Regions from separate parts of the Homo sapiens genome. Here all the other regions are linked to region 4. Evidence: chromatin contacts called from ENCODE Hi-C or POLR2A ChIA-PET data. All regions are on one chromosome and are shown on one strand. The core of a region is the stretch at or near the end of the contact, and the rest is flanking DNA. Distances in the headings are between cores, read along the strand shown. Region 1 holds the start of LRRC8B (leucine rich repeat containing 8 VRAC subunit B). Region 2 has its middle 24 kb from the start of LRRC8C-DT. Region 3 overlaps LRRC8D (leucine rich repeat containing 8 VRAC subunit D). Region 4 holds the start of GTF2B (general transcription factor IIB).

What was found. A loop is a pair of places that touch in the nucleus more often than their neighbours do. ChIA-PET counts read pairs that join two places held with the same protein, here RNA polymerase II (POLR2A). Pooled maps may share reads with other maps.
Region 1: a map of CD8-positive, alpha-beta T cell shows a loop between it and region 4 (24-fold over the local background). The contact joins the promoter of LRRC8B here to the promoter of GTF2B in region 4. A Hi-C loop is called at or near these places in 4 of 168 maps with a recorded cell type or tissue (B cell, CD8-positive, alpha-beta T cell, HepG2 and 1 more) and 12 of 50 pooled maps. POLR2A ChIA-PET finds 5 or more read pairs at or near these places in 1 of 52 experiments (activated CD4-positive, alpha-beta T cell).
Region 2: a loop to region 4 is called in a map of naive thymus-derived CD4-positive, alpha-beta T cell, with 10 times the contacts of the local background. The contact joins the enhancer-like site here to the promoter of GTF2B in region 4. A Hi-C loop is called at or near these places in 2 of 168 maps with a recorded cell type or tissue (both naive thymus-derived CD4-positive, alpha-beta T cell) and 7 of 50 pooled maps. POLR2A ChIA-PET finds 5 or more read pairs at or near these places in 2 of 52 experiments (CD4-positive, alpha-beta T cell and T-cell).
Region 3: a loop to region 4 is called in a map of B cell, with 7 times the contacts of the local background. The contact joins the enhancer-like site here to the promoter of GTF2B in region 4. A Hi-C loop is called at or near these places in 3 of 168 maps with a recorded cell type or tissue (B cell, CD8-positive, alpha-beta T cell and naive thymus-derived CD4-positive, alpha-beta T cell) and 6 of 50 pooled maps.

What each region holds. Positions count from the first base shown.
Region 1 is chr1:89,523,470-89,526,310 of GRCh38, forward strand. It overlaps LRRC8B (leucine rich repeat containing 8 VRAC subunit B), which reads left to right and starts at 1,360. Exons shown (of 6, transcript NM_001369817.2): 1 at 1,360-1,553. RefSeq lists a silencer at 1,224-1,683 and an enhancer at 2,385-2,841.
Region 2 is chr1:89,607,049-89,609,813 of GRCh38, forward strand. No RefSeq gene overlaps it. Among named protein-coding and RNA genes, the nearest start is that of LRRC8C-DT, 24 kb to the right of the region's middle. Within about 2 kb of position 1,368, at least 12 of the 41 ENCODE cell types and tissues checked have a DNase peak (open chromatin) inside an H3K27ac peak, as active enhancers do; they include CD4-positive, alpha-beta T cell, where a contact is called at or near this core.
Region 3 is chr1:89,842,118-89,844,934 of GRCh38, forward strand. LRRC8D (leucine rich repeat containing 8 VRAC subunit D) reads left to right here. Exons shown (of 3, transcript NM_001134479.2): 2 at 1,521-1,665. Among named protein-coding and RNA genes, the nearest start is that of LRRC8D-DT, 22 kb to the left of the region's middle. RefSeq lists silencers at 453-747, 1,271-1,490. Within about 2 kb of position 1,259, at least 37 of the 41 ENCODE cell types and tissues checked have a DNase peak (open chromatin) inside an H3K27ac peak, as active enhancers do; they include B cell and CD8-positive, alpha-beta T cell, where a contact is called at or near this core.
Region 4 is chr1:88,890,031-88,892,928 of GRCh38, forward strand. It overlaps GTF2B (general transcription factor IIB), which reads right to left and starts at 1,537. Exons shown (of 7, transcript NM_001514.6): 1 at 1,453-1,537. The coding sequence starts at 1,469. RefSeq lists an enhancer at 1,713-1,822.

The DNA of each region.
Region 1 (2,841 bases), core at 110-2,609, 630 kb after region 4:
TTCAAGACTCAGAAAAAAGATATCTGCAGTTCCAGAATGGACTGAGTGAACAAGAAAAGAACAGATCAGTGACACAAAGACAGCCTTCTTTTTCCCTTTCAGGGTGACTCAAATTGTAGTCCTCATCTGAACAGTCTGAGACACAACTCTTGTCTCATATTAACTCGATAGGGCATTTGCTATACTCCCATTTACACAAACTGCTCAGATGCCCCAAATGCTGAGTCTGTTCGTCTTCATTTTATTCCTTTGGGAGATGCCGGTACAAACTTGTTTTTTCTTTCTTTTTTTAAATGGAGATGTGACCACCATAGCAACTAAAAGACATAAATCTTGCCTAATTGAATCAGTGTGCTCAAGATAATAGCCAGGGCAGAGACTGAGTTAAAACTGGGGTAAGGGTGAGAGTGGGGAAATGGATGAGGATGATAAAAATATTTATGTCCCTAGAATTTGTGGGTTTGGATTAATTCTGTTTCGTAAGGAATATTGTTGGCCTTCAAATGCAGTGCCACTTGGGAGAGAAGCAAGCGGGCAGTAGTTGAGGTGTCTCTGCAGTTGAATCGCAGTGAAAGGCAGGTTATGAGTATAGGGACCGCCCCTCGGCCATGTGGTCCCCTCCCTATCCTGAGGATAACGACATTTGAGAGAAGCCAATGGTATTGGAAGGCCAGAATCGAACTTAAGCCGCTTAGTTGGTACAACTGTAAACCCTCCCTCACAGAGGCTGGGCCCTGCAATCTTTCTAAGCAGGGTAAAGAAAAGTAAGGGGACTTCCTTTTCGAAGAGGAGGTTCCCGCGTGCTGCACCCGACCTTTCCCTCAGGGCCCAACACGCGTTATATAAATGCCAAGTTACTCAGGGACGCACACGTGAGAAGGCTGGGGCCCGACACACGCGGTGTAGTGCCGAAGTCACCGGTGTGGCGCGCCTGGGGGACACGCCGAAGCCCATTTCCCTCCCGCTTCTGGAAAGCAGTCCCCGCTCTTTCCAGCTGCTCCGCGGGGCGTATGGCTGTGCGCTACCTCCTGCGGACCCCAGGCTGGGCGAGGGGGCAGCGATGGCCACATGGCGCGCTCGGGGAGATGGCAGCTGCGCTTTGTTTCCAGCAGTGATAGGTGAGTCACTGGCTCCCGCAGCCCCAGAGCTGGGCAAACACTCAGGCCCAGGCAGCTGAAAAATTCACAGCAGGAGCAGCTACCGAAGCGACTGCAGCCTCTTCCTCCTCTTCCTCCTCCTCCTCCTCCTCCGCCACTGCTACCGCCACCACCGTGGTAGCCGCCTCCGCGCCCTGCCTCCGCCCCGTCCCCTCCTCCTCCACCCGCGAACTTAGTCAGCGGTTCGCGCCGCCGAGCGCCCATTGGCCAGCGGAACGCGTCGCGTCACAATGGAGCCGGTCGGAGGCGGCGAGCCGGACAGCGCCGGGGCTTCCCGCTGAGCCCGCAGCCTCCGGCAGCCGGGAAAGTGCGGGCGCGGGGCCGCAGCCTGCCCGCCCGGAGCGGCCCAGGAGCACGCCGCGGGGAGCGCGGGCGTCCGGGGCTGGAGTCGCGCAGGTAGGTCGGAGCGTGACACCCCGGTTCCAGGAGGGCGAGCCGCGCCGACCGAGGTGGTGGAGGAGGAGGACCGGATACGGGGACGCAGCAGGTGGGGCTGGCCGAACAGGTGCGGTTACCTGTTCACGCCTCACCTGCGAGCCAGGCTGCGGGCCGGTAGCGCGGCTGCAGAGACGAGTGGCCGCTTCGTTGTGCTCCCTGCCTTCGGGAGAGACGGAGTCCCACGCTGAGAGGACCTCTCCTGTGTGCTGGGGTCATTTGGAGCAAGAGGTGTGGGCGGTCGCGCCGAGACGGTCACCTCTCTTTCCCCCGGGAGTCTCGGCGTTGCACCTGAGCGTGAGTCCTCGGGGCGGGGCGGGAAAGGGGTTCCGCTTTCCCAGGCTGGCGTCTCGCTCCAGATGAGCGCAACTCCCCTGAGGGTGCCCCCATTTGGTCGCTCTGTTTTGCCCCCTGCGCTGGCGCTGTTGGGAACTATTTTATGCTCTTGGGAACTATTTTATGCTGTTGGATACGCGTTGGTTGCCTATAATTTGGTGGTGGTGTTGGGCGTTGATTTGTTTGAGAAAGAAAGGGCAAGCGTTACCAATTTAAGAAGAAGACTCAAGAGTTTCCCCTGAGCTTAGTTGAGCAGGTGCTGAGAGGTCAGAAGGGAGGAGGCTCAGTATTGGCTCATTAATCTGTGTGCTCAACTGACTTCCTAAAGTCCATAGATTGCCTTTAGTTAGATGACATTTGTGGAAAACTTTTTTTTTCTTTGTGGTCAAAAAGACACCCCTCTAAAAGAACAAAACCGACATGTGAACTTCCTTGAATAAATTCACTTCGCCTAAAGACTTCAAACAAACAAACAAAAAAACACTCCACTGGTAAAAGATAACAGTATGAACATTTTAAATTGTAGATATATAGCCAAATTAAAACAGGCAATTTGTTCAGCGTATATTAAGAAGACATTACGTAGCATGATTTTTATTAAAAGACAACCTATTTGCAAATGATATAGTAGTCTTTGCAGAACACCCCAGAAATCTTAAAACAGATTTATCTTTATCAGATGGTTCTGTCCCCTAAACCTAGGTGTAGGAGTGAGGATGGAAAAGAAGTCAAACTGCAGTGTAATTTTTTAAACAATTCCAGTACCCTCTATGTGTACAGGCTACACCTCCTGAGAACCCCAAATGCTCTTTGTTTTGTTTCTTTGTTTTGTTTTGAGACGGAGTCTCACTCTGTCGCCCAGGCTGGAGTGCAGTAGTGCGATCTCGGCTCACTGCAACCTCCACCTCCTGGG
Region 2 (2,765 bases), core at 118-2,617, 720 kb after region 4:
ACTATTATCTTAGAGGTCTAATCATTTGTCCCAAATGAGTATTCAAATACACTCAGGCATCTAAGTTTTCTGAACTCATAGAAAGTTCCTGTTTATCCGAAGTCTACTTAAGTCACAGCAAAGTTTCCACTCATTCTCCAGGCTTTCCATGTTATTCCAAATCACACTGAAATAAAGTTCAGTATTGCATTACCCACACCTATGGCACCCAACCCCCAGGCCCCCACCACCTCACCCCATCACACAAGTCTCAATCAAGCATACATGCACTTCTCTGACACTAGGCTGAATCTTAGGGTGGAACACATCTGAAAATGTCTGTGTGGTTCAGAATGAACTCTGAAAAAGTTTCCGCCCATACCATTGAATAACATCCTGTTGTTTTGGCTTTTTTTTTTCTATCAAATCTGTGCAATAATGCCTTTGATTTGGCTTTCATTTACAATGATCTGCCTGATACCATTTCTCTGAAACATTCGGAACCAGATACAATCTTATTATAGTCAGCTACATAAAGTGGACCTTTCAGAGCATAAAGAAACATCTGTCCTCCATCTGTTGTGCCTGAAAAATAGGACTTTCAATAGAGCACTTTGTAGGGCACTAGTGCTTTTAATGGGCAAGAAATCCATTTCTGACTAAAATCTCAATAAATATATCTAAAAGAATATTTTCATCTTACAAACTGTCTTTCAAAGAGCACTTCAAAGGCCACTCTAGCAAAGTGGCATATTAAGAACATCGTCTCTAGACTCAGCCAAACCTGGTTCAAATACTTGCTTTGTGGATATACTGGCTGTGTGATCTTGGAAAGTTATTTAACCCTGATAATTTTAAGTTTTCTCGGGGATGTAAAATAGAATGCTAGCATCTACCCTGAGAGATAATATTTTTAAAGAGACTGGCACATGGTACAGCACCAAATACACATCAGCTGCTGTTCCTGTTTTGTTATTGCTGCTAATACTAGGAGCGGAATGGCCTGATTCCTGATGCAGCTGAATGAACACGGGATTTGGAATCAGAAAACCTGATTTTGCACTCTACCATTGCCACTGACTAGTCAGATGACCCTGGGGAAATCACTGAATGCTTCTCAACTTAGCTTCTTCATCTGCAAAACAGGGAAAATAAAAATAGCTATCTCACAGATAACAACTGTGAGGTTCAGATAAGGTGATTTACGTGAATTTCCTTTGCTAACTTCTAAACTCTGTACATATGAGTTCCTTGGTGATTGTTAGTGTTATGGGCTGAATGTTTGTGTCTTCCCCTAGAATTTATACATTGAATCTCTAACCCACAATGTGATGGTATTAGGAGGTGGGGTTTTGAGGGGTAGTTAGGTTTAGATGAGGTCACGAGGGTGGAGCCCCGTGTTAGAATTAGTATCCTTACAAGAAGTGACTAACAGCTCGCTCTTTGTCTGTGTGTGTCATGTGAGGACACAGCAAAAACTCAGCCGCCTACAAGCCAGGAAGAGGGCCCCCACCAAGAACTGAATCTGCCAACACCTTGATCTTGGACTTCCTAGCCTCTGGAACTGTGAGAAACAAAGTGTCTGTTGCTTAAGCCACCCAGTCTAGGATACTTGTTATCACAGCTCAAACTGACTAAGACCGTTAGTAACAACACCAGAACTGAAGAATGTATCAAATTTTCTTATTCAGAAATTTTTATTTACAAAAACCTTAGTGACGTGCTTAAGTAATTGTAGCTGATTTCCACTTAGTCACGGAAGTGAGGACTCTTTGCAGGGACTAAGGTAGCATCAGGTGCAGAACGTCTGCCTTTCCCAACAAAACTTTGTCATCACTGTGTACTCACCTTAGACCTGGTCTCTGTGAATGTTTAAAATGTGACCTTTCTGTTGGTGATGGGTCAGGAAAAAATAAGAAATTAAGAAAAATTTTAAAAACGTGTCCTGGTCTATTGCCAATGTATCTGAAGAGGTAGTGTTACGGGATCTTTGGGGTGTCACTTTTCTGGCCGGAAACCTCTGTGGCTGGTGGTGCCTTTGTCTGAGTTTTGCTCGGCCCGCTAGGCTTGTTCCACCCACTCAGCCTGGCAGGCTGCACTCAGCTCACGATACCGGTCTGGATCCCATGCCCCTAAGGGAGACTGCGAGTCAGGCGTGGAGTGGCAAGGGATGTGTAAGCGAGCATGGGGTCTGGCCACTGCGCAGTCAGACATGCCGGCTGCTACCACAGGGCGGGCAGCTCCACGTGCCAGCACAGGCACTGGTTCTCTGTGAGGCTGCAGCTGGACCAGGTGCACCACGAGCAGCTTCCTTGGCTGGCACCAGGGAATGTAGTGGCACCCAGAAACTTGGAAACATCAGGAACTGCAGAGCCCCAAAGAGGGAGTCAAAGCCCTGGCTCTAGGAGCTCCCAGGTCTGGGCTTCCCGAAGGGTCACAGCTCTTCTCTCCTTTTCACCCACAACGTGGCGAGCAAGGGGCATGTTTCAGCCCTGTTGGGGTTATAGATCTTTTAGCTTCGCCATTGGGCAGGCCCTGAGTTCTTGACCTGCGACCAGGAAGAATGAGGTGCACAGACAAGTGGAGGGTGAGCAAGACAAAGAGGAGCTTTTTTGAGCGATAGAACAGCTCAGAGGAGACCTGCAGTGGGTATCTCAGCCAGTGTTCAGCTCTCATCAGAGAGGGTAGCTCCTCTCTGCTAGGCAGGTCATCCTGATGAGTGTCTAGCTGTCAGCAGAGAGGGTAGTTCCTCTCTGCAGCTGGTCATCCCATTGTCTTCTCAGCTC
Region 3 (2,817 bases), core at 9-2,508, 950 kb after region 4:
CAGGAGAATCGTTTGAACCCGAGAGGCGGAGGTTGCAGTGAGCCGAGATCACGCCACTGCACTCCAGCCTGGGCGACAGAGCGAGACTCTGTCTCAGAAAAAAAAAAAAAAAAAAGAATTTGTGATCATTGTAGGAATTCGCAGTGTAGGGGAAATGGTACAGATTTTATAATCAGGAAAGACCTGTATTCAGTTCTCCATTTGACCACTTTCTGCCAGAGCCATGGGAACAGTTTTTTAATTTCTCTGACCCTGTTTCCTCACTTGGGAATATGACTTTTGCAGATCTGTTGGAAAATATTAAGGCCAAGAGGGATTTAAAATGAGATGTTGTCTAGCACTGAGTAGGAGCTTAATATCTATCCGTTCCTTTCTGCTTCAGTCAAAACTGAGCTTCATATGTAGAATGATTATTGTTTGTATTACATTCTCCATTTTGAGTATGGAACCATGAATGCCAACAGCTTGATAATAAAAGGAGCCGTTTGTCAAGAGACAGTCCTGTAAGCGCTTTTTAACCTGGTAGACTGTGCATGTAAGGGCAGGCAGGTTACAAATGCGAATCCCCATAGCCAGCACACTCTACATACAGCAGATTCTTAAGCCATCTGTGTACTCTTTTTAACACTGTACTGAAGTCCACTTAAGTCAGAGTTCAACAAAATGAATGAATGTAATCCCAGGACTATGGAACTTCTCTGTGATTACATAGCACAGAGAACTACGGAATCATTTTCTGGAAGAATGCACCATGCGATTATGCTCCATGTGGAATTGGTATATATAAATGTTGGTAGACTGTGAGGATGAGGTTGACAGGTTGATCTGAGTAGAGACCCTAGGAGGAACCGAGGATACTATGTAGTTTTGTTGTTGTTACTGTTTTGCAGTTCCTGGCTGCTCTGTGTTGGCAGCTGTGTGCACGCTTTCTCTTTTGAGCCAGCGAGGCACAAGACAAGTAATTTCCCATCTTGAATCTCTCACAGCTGCTGAGCTGTAGTGGATATACTGGGATGTGGCTATGAACTTTAAAAATTTGCATAAATCCAGCCCCTACTCCCCTGCAAAGGCTCAGTCTTGTCTTTACACCTTCCCCGAGGTAATTATTTTCTGGGGGGTAGGGGTGGGGGTTGGGAGGGTGAAGAAAGGAAGAAAAAGAAGGCCGATCACACTGGGCACCGGCGGAGGAAGCGTGGAGTCCATTGATCTAGGTACTTGTGGGGAGGGGAGAACCCGAGCAGCAGCTGCAAACGGAAGGGCTGTGAGCGAGCGGGCGGGCGGGTGGCTGGCAGCGAGGCCACCAGCAGGGGGGGCCCGGGCCGAGGCCGCGCCACCTCGGCACCACGCGGGCAGCCGGTGCGGCGGGGTCGCCACGGCCAGGGGAGCGCTGGGTGCCCACCATGGCAGTTATGCAAGCGGTGACCCCCTGGTCTTGCCTCCCCGCCGCCCTGCACTCCTTCCTCCCCGCTGCCGACACTTGGATCTCTCTAGCTCTTTCTCTCCCCTGTGTTTTCAAACAGGAAGTGCACGGCTGTCTATAACGTGCTGCCGGGTCTCAGGATGGAGGAGTGAAGTCTCCTGTCGCCGTGGTTCCAGCCTCCGGAGCTCGCCCAAGCCGCGTCCCCAGAGAGCGCCCTGAGAGAACAGGGTGGCCGCTTGGTCCAGGTGCGCGGGGTCGGGTCTGGGTCCAGGGAGCGGGTCGGGAAGTCTGCGGCACGGAGCACTGCTAGTGTCGGATCTGCATCTCCAGCTCTGTGCTGCAGCTTCACTTGCCCGCCCCCCACCACTGGCTTCTCACCCGGGGTCTCTGCCAAACTCTGGCTGCTGCCGCCCTGGGTTCGGGCCGGCGGAAGGCCCTGGGCGTGCGCTGCGGAGCCGCCTGCGAGGACTCCACTAGGGCGCTTTCCAGGCTGGACTGCCCCGGGCTGCGCTGGAGCTGCCAGTGCTCGGGGAGTCTTCCTGGAGTCCCCAGCTGCCCTCTCCACCCTCTCCTCCAGCTGCTGCTGCCTGAAGCAGCAGCTCTTTGTTCCTCCCTTACTGGTCTGGGGTCATACACATAAATGTCCTGGGAGGCAGGGTGGTGGGAGGGTAAGGGGTTGGGACGTAGGGAAGAGGAAGAAGATGAGTTGTGGGTGAAGTGTAAGGTGGACAGGAGAAAAGAATCTTAGTGTCCATGCTCAGAAATCAGCTCTTCAGCTGCTGAAACAGAGGACCCCGGTTCCTTGGTTTCTGTTTTGGGAAAGCCAGGCCATGCCAAACAGAGGGAATTAATGATGCAGGCACACACCGGAAAGGTAGGGACCAGGAATGAGGCACAGCAGCGAGTTCTGAGATGTTTAGTCTGGTGTCTGGCTTGTTAACTCCACTGTGGTTTCTGAGCCAGGCCTCCTCGCTGAGACAGAAGGTACTTTAACATATGAGCCAGGCATCTTTATTAATTCCATTTGTCATCAAAGTAAAATTGAGAGTGACTTTTCTCAAATTCACCAGGTAGATTATACTTTCACTTCCACATCGTGTTCCATCTCAAATGTTCATAGGAGAATAAAACACTAGGGTTGGTTTTATGCTACAGACGTTTTGCATCTTTATTTCCCTGGCAGGTCCAATCTTTCTCCAGAATAACTCAGATTGACTTCTCCCCCCAGTGAAAGCCTAGCCTTGTTTTACCGCCTGTTTATCTACCTGGTGAAACTCTAGTCTTGGGGAGGACACTAAGGGGAGTGGGATGGCTGAGAATAATCAGTTTGATGGGATCATTATATGGCCTCAAATTAAATGTTTGAGCCCTGTTAAAGCCAGTAGCATCTTCTTAAT
Region 4 (2,898 bases), core at 287-2,786:
AATAAAAAATACTGCATTTAACTTTCTTTGTTGTCACTGATAGAAAAACTTGAGCAATAACTGCTATGATACATAAATTGCACATATCTAGAAAAAAATTTCAGACTTAAAAAGCCATGATAGAATTAAAAAAAAAAAAAGCCATGGTAGAATTTTAAGTCGTATTTGAGTGATCTGGGGAGCCCAAGTTTTCCATTTACCTACAAGGAGGCCTTACCCGACAGAACAACACCCAGATAGAATGACTGAGCATCCAATCCAAGAATCAGAATCAGTAAACAAGAGTGTCACTGGCTTTATGAGTTCTGTTCAAACAGTATATTAGCTAAAGCTGCCTCCCACCCCAAATTCCTTTTCTAATCATAAAATGTAAGTCTTGGCAGTTACCAGAAAAGGCTATTTTGTAAAAATGGCTTTCACTGTGAAATTAACCAATTCCACAGATGATAGCAGGGTCAGAAAAATAGTGCCAGAGTTCCAGAAGCTGTAGAATTAATTTGATACTTTCAACACAGGATTAGTTAACCAAAGGCCAGGTGTGGATAACAGGAAACAGGTTGTCTTAGACTCTACACTCTAACACGACTCTTGGAAAAGTCAACATTGGCATGACTCAGTTTACACTTATGCAAAAATACTAATATCTACCTCACAGTGGTAATGAGAGACATAATTAGGGTCTGCAAGCATTTTTCAGGTCACAAGATTAAAGGCTGTTTCTGAGGGTACTGCATGCATTTCCTGTAGATATGAGTACACTGCATTCTTAAATATATACTAAAAAGCGACCTCCCAGCACATATAACTAATTTTCTTTGGCAAGATTTTCTTCAGAAGTACACAGGCAACGATATTTGTAAACAAATCCTTTAGCAGGGAACTAATCAACTCTTCCGATGGCTCTAGCTTCCACTTCCGAGGCCCGCTGTGATGGTAACCAACCAGGTTCCATCTGGCTTACCAATGCTGACGTTCCCAACTTCCTAGCTGTCAGATCGATAGGAACCTGAAACTAACTGTTTCCCGTTCCTTTGAAAAGGAGAAATTACGGACCCTCGGGTTGTTTGGGCCGTAGATGAAAAAAACAAGCGGGGGGGGGGGCGCGGGGGAGGAGAGGAGGGAGGGTGGGAAGAAGAGAAAATAAAGGGAGATTGAAATATTGGGAAAAGATACGAGGGCAAGGACTGGGGACACAGTAGCCCACCAGGACCCACATAGGGTGATATCTACATAAGACTCCAGGGCAATAACGTCAACAGCTCGGTAACCCCTGCGACACCCTGACAGTCCTGCCGTCTGGAAGTGCCTTTGTCCCGGCCCGTCGGCCAGTCCCGCCGCTTCTCTCCCATACCCCTAGGCGCTCAGCCCTACGAGGCTGCCCGGAGGCCGCCTAAAAGCCGGCGGCGCTCGCGCCCGCCCCTCAGCTCGCCGGGCTCGGCGGGACATACTAACCGGCTGGTAGACGCCATCTTCACGGCGACTGCGGTGCCCGCAACAAGACACAACAGACACACCGAAAGCAGGAAGCGAATGTGGCGAAGAGACGCGCAGAGATGAGTTTTTATAGACGACTCACCCACGCAGTCGTAGCAGAGCAGGGCTACGGGTCGGGAGAAGGGCCAAGAACAGTGAGATCCCATACGTCACGTGCTTTGCGATTTCTTACGTTCTTACTCCGTTTCTGTAATTTGCTATGTTGCTAAGCGAGTCAACGTAACTACCTAGGAAAAGTCTCATGGGAACCCTGCAAAGGGGCTACAACAGAGCTACTCTCAATCTGACAGTTAAAACACAAAGAAAACCCTGGCTTCGTAGTGGTGCCAAAGCCTGCATCCCTAATAGTTTAACCACCCCTTCCTCTCCCACCTTCTCACGGCTACCTTCTCACGGCCACCACCTACCCCGCCCCCAGCCCCCCACCCCGCGTCAGGCACTCCCATTTGAGCCAGTTCTTACGTGCCCCAAGGGTGATTCTTTCTAAGAAATTTGAAATAAAAGGAGAAACTCACTTAGGTCATCCAGAACAGGTGTCTGTTCAGGATCTGTCATCAGCTAGCATGTTGTCTTCTTAGGCACGTCCTTTATACAGGTCATGTAAGTTTATATAGGTTATGGTATCTTGCCTTGCATACCCTTTTAGAATTGGCAGAAGATGAAACAAAACTACGTGAAACCAATGTGTACACAAGAGGCACGACGATATGGGCCATGCTCTGATCATTTTTTTTTCACGGCCTTTGTAACGTTGGCTGATAGCTACATATAGAAAACTTGCGAGAACATCTAGATATTGCAAAATATCCCTAGATTTATTAATTAGCCAAACTAACGTCAAAATTGTAATACCACTATTACTAACAACAATAACAGTTACCGGTGGAGAGTATTCACGTTCTTGGCGTTTTGAACAAAGAACTGGACACAACGCACAAACTAAGGAAAGAATGAAGGAATAAAGGCAGAGATTTATTGAAAACGAAAAGGTAATACCAGCTCAAGACTCCTTTTGCAGAATTTTCGGGGGTTTAAATACCCTCTAGAGGTTTCCCATTGGTTACATGGTGTACACCCTATGTAAATGAAGTAGTGGCTCCACAATCAGTCTGATTGGTTGTGGAAAGCAACCAATCAGAGGCTAAAGTGAAGTTACAAAGTTACACTCCTATGCAAGCGTCTGATTGGTTGCAGAAAGCAACGAATCAGAGATACTTTCAATTTCACATCTGCCACACGGCTAAAGTGTGTGTGTGTGTGTGTGTGTGTGTGTGTGTGGTTGTGTAGTGGGGAGGGGGTTGCAAAGGGAGTAACGTCTGGTTCTTTTGTTACTTAGGTGTGGAAAGTTGGGGTTTTCCTTTTTTTTTTTTTTTTTTGAGACGGAGTCTTGCTCTGTCGCCCAGG